2 separate regions of the Homo sapiens genome follow, and region 1 is linked to region 2. Evidence: chromatin loops called from intact Hi-C (ENCODE). Cell type or tissue: CD4-positive, alpha-beta T cell. All regions are shown on one strand. Each heading gives the region's core, and the rest is flanking DNA. Links, peaks and the distances in the headings are about the cores only. Region 1 overlaps PGAP3 (post-GPI attachment to proteins phospholipase 3). Region 2 holds the start of MIEN1 (migration and invasion enhancer 1).

The links. A loop is a pair of places that touch in the nucleus more often than their neighbours do. Peaks named below come from ENCODE experiments on the same cell type or tissue, not always from the same donor. Only the 100,000 strongest peaks of a DNase experiment are listed, where the experiment ranks them.
Region 1: it touches region 2 in a loop (4-fold over the local background); 41 of 110 quality-filtered maps call a loop at or near these places.

Annotation. Positions count from the first base shown.
Region 1 is chr17:39,674,040-39,679,399 of GRCh38, reverse strand. It overlaps PGAP3 (post-GPI attachment to proteins phospholipase 3), which reads left to right. Exons shown (of 8, transcript NM_033419.5): 4 at 4,721-4,783; 5 at 5,346-5,360. Among named protein-coding and RNA genes, the nearest start is that of PNMT, 8.3 kb to the right of the region's middle. RefSeq lists a silencer at 2,849-2,908 and enhancers at 3,067-3,612, 3,613-4,158, 1,123-4,529, 4,159-4,706. In CD4-positive, alpha-beta T cell, for the core only: no CTCF peak of the experiment used is centred there; a DNase peak (open chromatin) is centred at 2,989; H3K27ac peaks cover 1,547 bases.
Region 2 is chr17:39,727,506-39,732,865 of GRCh38, reverse strand. ERBB2 (erb-b2 receptor tyrosine kinase 2) reads right to left here. Exons shown (of 27, transcript NM_004448.4): 26 at 5,319-5,360; 27 at 4,208-5,177. The coding sequence ends at 4,822. It overlaps MIEN1 (migration and invasion enhancer 1), which reads left to right and starts at 2,334. Exons shown (of 4, transcript NM_032339.5): 1 at 2,334-2,459; 2 at 2,575-2,672; 3 at 3,105-3,181; 4 at 3,261-4,356. The coding sequence starts at 2,371. The coding sequence ends at 3,344. RefSeq lists a silencer at 2,093-2,652. In CD4-positive, alpha-beta T cell, for the core only: CTCF peaks have their summits at 2,034 and 2,250 (motif pointing right); a DNase peak (open chromatin) is centred at 2,305; H3K4me3 peaks cover 1,478 bases; H3K27ac peaks cover 649 bases.

The DNA of each region.
Region 1 (5,360 bases), core at 333-5,332, 54 kb after region 2:
CACTTCACAGATCTGGTCTTGTCATCCCTGATTCTTGGATTTTTCACCTCAATGGTATCTGCAACTCAGCTTCCTTCTTGGAGAGGGGGGTCACACTTCCCCAGGGTAGCCTGCAGTCCAGTGTGACTAAGGACCCTAGAGAAAAAGCAGCAGATGGCCGGGCATGGTGGCTCACGTCTGTAATCCCAGCACTTTGGGAGGCTGAGGCAGGTGGATCATCTGAGGTCAGGAGTTAAGACCAGGCTGGCCAACATGGTGAAACCCCGTCTCTACTAAGAATACAAAAATTAGTCAGGCGTGGTGATGGGTGCCTGTAATCCCAGCTACTCGGGAGGCTGAATTGCTTGAACCTGGGAGGCAGAGGTTGCAGTGAGCCAAGGTGGCGCCACTGCACTCCAGCCTGGGTGACTGGGCGAGACTCCATCTCAAAAAAAACAAAAACAAAAACAGAAAAAGCAGGAGATGTTAGATGTTGGGGTGGTAGAAGGCAGATAGTTGGGCCCTGTGTGTCTTATGGGATGTGGGGTTCTGGGACATGGGACCCCCTCATGCTCTCACTAGGCCTTCAAGAAACAAAGCCTCAGAACCCACACTCCTGTGGATGGCCTAGTTTGGCTTTCCCAGTTGCTCTTGGGCTTCCCAGTTGCCCTGTGAGTTTCTGCAGGAGGGAGGGATCCTGAGCTGTATGGAGGGTGCGGCAGTGGACTTTGACCTGGGCCTTCTGGGGCACTGAGGCTCCTGATTTCTGTTGGGGTGAGGATAGGAAGGCAAGGTCCCTCACCCGCTCCGGGCTAAGTCTTGGGGGAAGGGTACCTCAGCTTTGCCTCTGGGAAATGAGGAGACCCCGCCCTCCAGCAGGACTCATGATAACGCTGGCACAAGAAGGCAGCCCTTGCCTTGCCATTTAGGCCTGGGCTTGGGCTGGGGAGCAGCCAGGCGGCGGGTGGGGAGCCTACCAAAGCTCCGCATACCATGTCTCTTTGACTTCACGGAGTAGGGGCCCCTGCTGTGTGCCAAAGCCAGAAGGCCAAACCAATTCCCCAGGCCTTCATCCAGTCAGGAAAGGTCCTCAGGTGTAGAGAGGAGGGTGAAGTGGTGGGAAGCCCAAACCATCTCTGTAGAGTGGTTTGTGTAGGTGGGGACTGATTCTTCTCTTCCTCTGTTAAGCAAACTACAAGAAGAGGTAGGTTGCAGCTGTAGTAGAATGATGGTTAGACTTCAGGAAGGACTTCCCATGGTCAGACAAGAGCTAGTGGAACAGGCAATGGCAGGAAATCAAGGGATCCTCTGGGATCTTGGAAAAAGCCCTCCTTCTCCCATCCGCATCCACCTCTGTCTCCCTTCTCTCAGGAGTGAGCTGGGGCTGGCCTGCCCTGCCTGAGGCAGGGGGTGAGACACTGTGGCCTCCAGAGGAGCCCAGGATGGCAGCAGGCATCATATTTAACATTCTGCCTCCCCCACTTCTGAGACACTGAGCTATTTTAAGCCCCACTTGTCCCCACCGCCATGGTGTCAATGACAGCCCCGAGCACTGGGGCTTAGCGCCGGGTCGAATTCCTGACAGATCTGGCTCACTTGGCATCCAACCAGTTTCACGGCTGTGATATTTTTGTCTCGATTTTCTTATTTCCAACAGACTGAAACAGCCTCTTGCTCTCCCTCCACCCAGTCTCCTATTCCACCCCCACTGGCACCCTGCCCCTGGCCACCCCCTCTCCTCAGTGTTTACGCAAAGCTCTGGGTGCCTGCTGGGCAGCCTGTCGCCCTCCTGGCCAGTTCCCCTCCCTGCCCCCCTTCACTTGAGCGTGGCAAGGAGTCCGAGAGTAGCCGTGCCTTGGCATCTTGGAACTCTCCTTCCTTCCAGAGCCCATCTTTCCCCTTTGCTTGCTCTTGATGACAAACTCTGAGTGAGGAGAAATGGATCTGTTCGGTTCACATTGATGGGAACATGGCTCCAGAGGAAGGAGGAGGGGCTCTTCCTATAGCTGAGGTGTCTCCGTTCTGGAATGGAGAGACCCTGAGGCCCCATAGTTTGACCTCAAACTTTGTGACCCTTGCGGAAAGGGAAGTTGAGGGGCAGGTGAACGGGCGTGGTGAGAGTCAGTCTACTGGACCTGATGAAGGAAACTGACATTGATGGGCACCTACTATGGACCAGGCAGCAAAACCAGCAGCCATTCAGAGGAGTTCCTTGGTGCCAGGCATTCCGCAGACCTCGTCCTCATGGCCTCCTGTGCAGTGAGCATCATTATGAACCTGTTTTGTAGGTGAGGCAGTGGAGGCTCACACATACTGGGTTATGTGTCCAAGGTCACACAGCTGCGTAGGGGCTGAGGCAGGACTTGAATGCAGACTCTGTCTCATTGTGAAGACTGGACACTCTTCCCCCAGCCTGGAGCTGTGGAGGTGGGCCTAGGCAGCTAGGAGACCACCCCTTATCTGCCTAAACATCCTTGGCCTGCAGGGAGAGTGGGAGGCAGACATCCTCTTAGGCCTCAGTTCTATGGGAAGCTGACGGGGTTCTGTGCTGGTCAGGCAAGTGGAGAGAACACTCATGTTTCAGCCTGTCCTGGGCTCTGTGCTGTACGCTGTATTTGTATTGCTCATTAAACCCTTATCAACTATGATTATTCCCATTTTGCAGATGAGAAAACTGAGGCACAGCAAGGCTAAATAACTTGCCCAAGGACACACAGGAAATGCAGAGCCAGGAACTGAACCCTGGCAGTCTGGCTGTAGGGCTTGCATTCTTAATGATACCACTACCTCCCAAATCTGAGGAAAGGGTGAGAAGAGGAGCACCCCCAGAGTGGGATGCTCCCCAGGGGGGAGGGGCTTTTCAGGGGTGCAGAGGCCAGGCTTCAGGTGGGTCTCTGTGAGTGGAAGGCACCCAGGGAGGCGGTTGGAGAGGGGACCCAGCAGCCCCACCCATCCTGTGGCCCTACGCATATGTTTGCCCGCACACACACCCCCTGCTTTCGGTGTTCTGAGCCACTTAGCTCAGTCCTGCAGTCCTCTTCTCACCTCCCCCTTCCTGCTGTGGGTGACAAGGAGGCCTGGCTGGCTGCCAGTCCCTGCCGCCTTCCTCTTCTCCTTCCCACATTGGCTCCAGGGCCACTCTCCTCCCTAAGGATGTCCCTGTTCCTGGCCTGCCAGGGAGAACTGGTCCATGTGATTGCCTGGGTCCCGTCTCCAGCCCAAGCCTGCTCCTCTCCCCATGCTGACTCTAAGCTTTTCAGACTGTGGGAGCAGTGTCTGAGAAGCCACCAGGTTCAGTCCTGTTGTGCAGCCTCCATGCCTGTCTCTGGGGAGGGGGCTGCAGCAGGGCAGAGCCTTGAGTCTGGTGGAAGGGACAGAGTGGCCATCCTCAAAGGAGGAAGCAGCCTGCCCTAGACCACACCACCTAACGCCAGGCTGGAAAGGAACTGAAGTTTCACTTGAGCCATGATTTGTCCCGGGGGAAGCTTGGGCTGAGAAGGGCAGGGCCCTTTGACCAGGTCAAGAGGAGCAGAAGCAGCAAGGCTCAGCCCAGAGCCCAGGCCAGACAGGGGCACTAGGCAGCCTTGCGCCTTCCAGAGCTTGGCACCCCGAGAACCTGACTGGCTGTGCAGCAGTTCTGCCCCGCCTGTACCCCTTCTCCTCCCATTCTCTCCTGAGCTCCCCAGACCTGCATTTGGAATGCATCTTACTGTCTGACCTGCCTGCTACAGTGCCAGACAGAGTGTAGCTTCTTGCCCCCTCCCTCTGTCCCCTGCCTGGCCAGTTTTCCTGGTACATTGGAGCCAACTGAGCAGTTCCTGGCCTTTCCTCATCTCCGCCAGGCCTGTCCCACCCTAGCGCATCCCTCCCCACCTCCAGGCCATTCCCGGCCTGGCCTGCTGTTCCTTTGGTTGTCACGATTTCCCAGCCCTTCCCTTCAGCCCACCCTGCTTTCAGCAGTTTGGGCCTTTGCTGTGGACACAGCAGTCCCTGAAGAAAGTGCCAGCACCAACGCCCACAAGCTCTTAGGCTCATTCGCTAGATAACTTTTGTGCTCTCTCCACGCAGCTAATTTCCAGGAAGAAGGCCTCAAACATTCCCCTGGGCCCTGGCCCACCACAGCCCCTCCAGTCCTGCCCTCTACTCCTCCCAGGCTCGGGAGCAGCCACTGGTCTGGCGGGTTGGGCAGGCCCAGCCAGGAGGAAGCTGGGCTTGGTTCACCCTCCTCCTGGGAGCCTGTGCCCCAGTGGGATCTGCTTGATCTCCCTCCCCTGCTGCTTGGAACACACCCCAAGCTGGCTCGAGCCCCTCCACCCCACCCACCTCATTCCCGCCCCCAGAGGCTGAGGTCACTGGCTCCCCTGGGCCCGGGTGGGGTGGTGCTGTCAACACCTGCCGGTTGGAGGAGGAGGCAAGGCCCCTGGGGGCTGTTGTCTTAGCAATTGAGTAACTAGGGAGCTTGGCTATACCGGAACTGGTTCCCAGGCCAGGCCGGAACCTGTGGAGGCTGCAGCCCCCCGTGGCCTTGGGGGTTTGGGGTGGCAGGAAGTCCACCCCAGGGACCCTGGCTGGGTGGGGGTAGAGGGACATAGGTTTGTTCAGAGGGCTCCAGGGGCAGGAAAAGCACATTTCTTGTCCTGCAGAGCCCCTTCCCAAAGGTGAAATGGATGTGAGCAAATGGGGGTCCCTGCCTTGAGGTCAGGGTGGGGGGCAGCATGCTCACCAGCCCCTCCCTCCTTAGGTGTCCCTCAATGCATGGTTCTGGTCCACAGTTTTCCACACCAGGGACACTGACCTCACAGAGGTGAGCATTCCTCCAGCTCCCCCTCCTGCACAGGGTGGTCCCAGAGGAGCCCAGAAGTGGGCAGAGGGGCTCTAGAGGGTCATGCCAACTCCCTCTGAGGAGCACTGGGAGGAGTATGGGGTGGGCATCCTAAACCTGTTGGTGCCCTTGATCCTCAGTGAGCCTCATCAGGTGGGGATGAGTATTCGCTCTTCTTGCCTGATGAGGCAGCTGAGCCTTCGACAGGGGGACCACATGCTTAGGGGCACCCAGCCAGTGAAGGGTTGCCACAGGACGTGACCCCATGGCTGTCAGACTCCACACTGTGCTCTGAATTCTGTGCAGCGTGGTCATGTCCTGGAGCCTCAGCAGGAACCCTCCACCAGCGTCCCTAAAGCCTTGTTCCTGGGCACATTTTTAAAAACTTGTATGGTGATGTGAACACAAGACTCAGTCAGAGTGAAACAGTGATAGGCAGGCCCAGGACCCCGGCCCCTCTCTGCCACTCCTCCATGCCCCCATCCCCGCGGGTCCTCTCCGTGAAGCCTCATGCTGGTCCCTCACCACCCTTCCCTGTCCTCAGAAAATGGACTACTTC
Region 2 (5,360 bases), core at 131-5,130:
AAAAAAAACTGGAACCCTAAATATCCATCAGCTGGTGAATTAAGAAAAAAATGTGGCATAACCACACAGTGGAATACGACTCAGCAATGAAAAGGAACAAACTACTCTAGACGCTACAGGATGAACGCATTTCAAAAAACATATTGAATGAAAGAACCAGAAGCAAAAGGCCACATAGTGTATTATTCTGTTTATATGAAACATCCAGAAAAGGCAAAGTTAGAGACAGAAAGCAGATCAGTGGTTGCACAGGACTGGAATTGGGAGCTGGATTGACCAGAAACAGGTGGGAAGGACTTATCAGGTTGACGGAAACATTCTGTAACTGGATTGTAGTGATGGTTAGGCAACAGTACAAATCACTGCATTTTCTTTCTTTTCTTTTCTTTTCTTTTTTTTTTGGAACACAGTCTCACTCTGTCACCCAGGCTGGAGTGCAGTGGTGAGATCTCAGCTCACTGCAACCTCCACCTCCCAGGTTCAAGCGATTCTCCTGCCTCAGCCTCTGGAGTAGCTGGTGCGCCACCACACCCAGCTAATTTTTGTATTTTTAGTAGAGACAGGGTTTTGTCGAGTTGGCCAGGCTGGTCTTGAACTCCTGGCGTCAAGTGATCCGCCCACCTTGGCCTCCCAAAACGCTGGGATTACAGGTGTGAGCCACTACGACCTGCCTGGTTTAAAAAAAAAAAAAATGAGCCCGGGTGCAGTGGTTCACACCTGTAATCCCAGCACTTTGGGAGGCCAAGATGGGCAGATCACAACTTCAGGAGTTCGAGACCAGCCTGGCCAACATGGTGAAACCCCATCTGTACTAAAAATAGAAAAATTAGCTGGCTTGGTGGTGGGCACCTGTAATCCCAGCTGCTCAGGAGGCTGAGACAGGAGACTCACTTGAGGCCGGAAGGCAGAGGTTGCAGTAAGCCGAGATCGCACCATTGCACTCCAGCCTGGCCAACAGAGCAAGACTCTGTCTCAAAAAAATAATAATAATAGTAATACAAAAGTTAGCTGGGCGTGGTGGCTGGCACCTATGATCTCAGCTACTAGGGAGACTGAGGCAGGAGAATCGCCTGAACCCAGGAGGTGGAGGTTGCAGTGAGCCAAGATCGCGCCACTGCACTCAAGCTTGGGTGACAGAGTGAGACTCCATCTCAAAATAAATAAATAAATAAATAAATAGCCTAAAGGGACACTAGAGTGGGTGGCGTGTTAGGATACCATAGTGGTACTGTAGGCAGGGAAAAGGCAGCGAGGACTTGTGCAGACTCCATTTCCAGAGCTGCAAAATGGGAATAATGACGCCAGCCCCCCAGTGAGAGGCTGGATGAGAAGGGATGCGCAGAAACTGTTGGGGGCACAGAGCCTGAAGAGCATCTACTGTTTTCCAGTGCAGGCAAGAAGCAGCTGCAAAAGACTGGAAAAAGCAGTTTAGAGCTTTGGGATCAGAAACACTTGTGTATGTAACTACAGGGTGGTTCCAAATGCCATCAGCACCGGGCGTGGTGGCTCACGCCTGTAATCCCAGCACTTTGGGAGGCCAAGGCAGGCAGATCATTTGAGGTCAGGAGTTCGAGACCAGTCTGGCGAACATGGTGAAACCCTGTCTCTACTAAAACAAACAAACAAACAAACAAAAAACTGGGCCAGGCGCGGTGGCTCATGTCTGTAATTCCAGCACTTTAGGAGGCCGAGGCTGGTGGATCACCTGAGGTCAAGAGTTCGAGACCAGCCTGACCAACATGATGAAACCCTGTCTCTACTAAGAATACAAAATTAACCGGGTGCGGTGGCACGCGCCTGTAGTCCCAGCTACTCGGGAAGCTGAGGCAGAAGAATCGCTTGAACCCGGGAGGCAGAGGTTGCAGTGAACCGAGATCGCGCCATTGCACTCCAGCCTGGGCAACAAGAGCGAAACTCCGTCTCAAAAAAAAAAAAAAAAAAAATGCCATCGGCATGTTAGCGAGAAAATGTCAACTATTTCATGCATCAGCCACACCCACCCCCATCCCCAGGATGCTTGCCCCACCACTTTCTCTTTCTTTTGTAAACTGAAAAGCGCTTTGCAGTCTAAGATAGTCCATTAGAGTAAATGAAGCCATGAAGTCCAGCGGACACCGGGAGTGGGGAGTGGGGAAGCCCGGCACTCCGGGAGACCGGGCCAGGGAAGGAGGGTCTGGACCGGACCCAGCCCCTGCCCGGGGAGCGAGCTCCGGAGCTGCCCTACGAGGTCAAAACGTAGCAGTGGCGGAGACCCGCAGGGGGCGCCCGAACGCCACCCTCGGCCCCTCCCCGCTCCAGAGGCCCCGCCCCGTCACGTGCCCGCGGTTCGCGTCACACCCGGAAGCAGGGGCCCGAGCGGAGCCGGCCGCGATGAGCGGGGAGCCGGGGCAGACGTCCGTAGCGCCCCCTCCCGAGGAGGTCGAGCCGGGCAGTGGGGTCCGCATCGTGGTGGAGTACTGGTGAGCGGCCCCGGCTGGAGGACCCGCACCCTGGTCCCGCGGGCCGGACGGAGGTGGGTCCACGGGAGGCCCCACCCCCGAATCCCCAGCCCAGCCCCATCTCTTGACTCCCCAGTGAACCCTGCGGCTTCGAGGCGACCTACCTGGAGCTGGCCAGTGCTGTGAAGGAGCAGTATCCGGGCATCGAGATCGAGTCGCGCCTCGGGGGCACAGGTGAGGCTCGCAGAACACCTGCTGGGTCAGTCTGTGCTCTGAATCCCAGCTCTCCCGCTTTCTAGTTCTGACATTGGCTGCTTTATGTAAAGTGCCCGCAGTGCCTGGCACATGGTAAAATGTCCGGCCAACATGAGTTCCCTTCCATAGGTCAGGGGGTGTCACAGAGGCCTGTGGGGAAAAACCTATTAGACTGCAATCGTGTAGGGTTGGAGGGGAGGGAGTCCTTTATTGAGTGTTGCGAGGGGCACACAGGCGAGGCCTCCCTCAGGTTCCCTGGAGTTGACCCAGGGTTGGGGAATTGCTTAAGGAGCTACAAATGGGTCTCCAGTGGGATTGATGGGGGACTTGAAGGCGGGGGACCCCTTTGGAGGAACTCCTGACTTCTGCCTATGTTCTCAGTGTACCATTTATCTGTTGATTTCTTACCAGGTGCCTTTGAGATAGAGATAAATGGACAGCTGGTGTTCTCCAAGCTGGAGAATGGGGGCTTTCCCTATGAGAAAGATGTGAGTATTTACAGCGTTGGGAGGACCTCTTGGTCACCCTACCCCAACAGTGCATCATCCTGTCATTCCACTCCTCTAGCTCATTGAGGCCATCCGAAGAGCCAGTAATGGAGAAACCCTAGAAAAGATCACCAACAGCCGTCCTCCCTGCGTCATCCTGTGACTGCACAGGACTCTGGGTTCCTGCTCTGTTCTGGGGTCCAAACCTTGGTCTCCCTTTGGTCCTGCTGGGAGCTCCCCCTGCCTCTTTCCCCTACTTAGCTCCTTAGCAAAGAGACCCTGGCCTCCACTTTGCCCTTTGGGTACAAAGAAGGAATAGAAGATTCCGTGGCCTTGGGGGCAGGAGAGAGACACTCTCCATGAACACTTCTCCAGCCACCTCATACCCCCTTCCCAGGGTAAGTGCCCACGAAAGCCCAGTCCACTCTTCGCCTCGGTAATACCTGTCTGATGCCACAGATTTTATTTATTCTCCCCTAACCCAGGGCAATGTCAGCTATTGGCAGTAAAGTGGCGCTACAAACACTAATGCTAACTAGTGTGTGTTTTTATACGTCCAGTCTGGGAATGTGGGGGGCACAGAAGTCCGGTCAGCCCAGCCTTTGCACCGCCAGGGTGGCTGTGCTGGCTGGGTGGGCTTTCTGGACAGCTACTCCTTAGGTCAGTGAGCTCCTCTGGCATAGCCAAGGCAAGGAAAATGAGTCCCACAGTAGACCCTGCCTCGTCTTTCCCCCACCCTACCCACCACTCTCCTCACTCACAAGGAGGAAATAACCCCATTCTGGTGAGTGGCCTTAGGAATTAGTTCGTTCTAAATAAGAATGATCTGGTCGTCAAAGGGCTCTCAGATCTGAATCCAGCTTCCCGATCTCCCCCAACCCTGAAGCTGGAGAACTGGATGTCTGGCTCCTCATCCAAGCTTTCTGAAGATTCCCAGCCACTCCCTCCAGGAAAAGAGGAATTGAGTGTAAGGTGAGCAGGAAGGGATGGCACAGAGCCACCCCCAGACATAGGCCGGTGCCTAGCTGTTTTCCAAAATATATTTGCAAATGGACAAAGTGGGTGTGGAGAAGGACCCCCCACACTTGCCTCCCCATACAACACCCATTCTCCCCCTGGGTCTTTATTTCATCTTTAAAAAAACAAAACAAAAAAAGTAAAAACTAAACAGAAAAGCACTCTGTACAAAGCCTGGATACTGACACCATTGCTGTTCCTTCCTCATGGGGGGCAGTACTAGGTTTCAGGGACAGTCTCTGAATGGGTCGCTTTTGTTCTTAGACACTCCCTTAGGGCCGCTTCCCCTCTCAGGCCAGCTTCCCTAAGGCTTTCAGTACCCAGGATCTGGAAGGAAAGGGCCAAGCTGGGCTGTGGCATCCACTGGACCCTAGAGTCTCATTGGGCAGGGCCTCAGAATCCACAAAGACTCCCCAGTGCTGTTCCTCTTCCAACGAGGCTGGACCCCTTCCAGCCATCTGGGAACTCAAGCAGGAAGGAAGGTTCCTTAGGACAGGTTCCTGGCATGGCAGGTTCCCCTGGAAGTGGTCGGAGGGCCCTCCCACCTCTTGATGCCAGCAGAAGTCAGGCCTTCCCTGCTCCCTGAGGACACATCAGGGCTTCTGCGGACTTGGCCTTCTGGTTCACACTGGCACGTCCAGACCCAGGTACTCTGGGTTCTCTGCCGTAGGTGTCCCTTTGAAGGTGCTGGGTGGAGCCCCCCGCTCTGGTGGGTCCTGGTCCCAGTAATAGAGGTTGTCGAAGGCTGGGCTGAAGGCAGGAGGAGGGTGGGGCTGAGGGGCAGCTCCTCCCTGGGGTGTCAAGTACTCGGGGTTCTCCACGGCACCCCCAAAGGCAAAAACGTCTTTGACGACCCCATTCTTCCCTGGGGAGAGAGTCTTGGGCCTTTCCAGAGTGGCACCAGCAGGTCGGGCAGCAGGCAGAGGGCCCTCTCGGGGCGAAGGGGGCTGGGGCCGAACATCTGGCTGGTTCACATATTCTGAAAGGTCAAGAGAAGGTGACCCATTAGGGGAAGGAACCCCGGTGTCTCTGCCACTCCCTCTGCCCCCACAGTGGACCCTGGGCTGAAGGTCCCACCTCCCCTGCCCATCAGTCTCTCTGCTTAGACTGGACTCCATACCAGGCTGGGGGCTGCAGGTCAGGGGGGCAACGTAGCCATCAG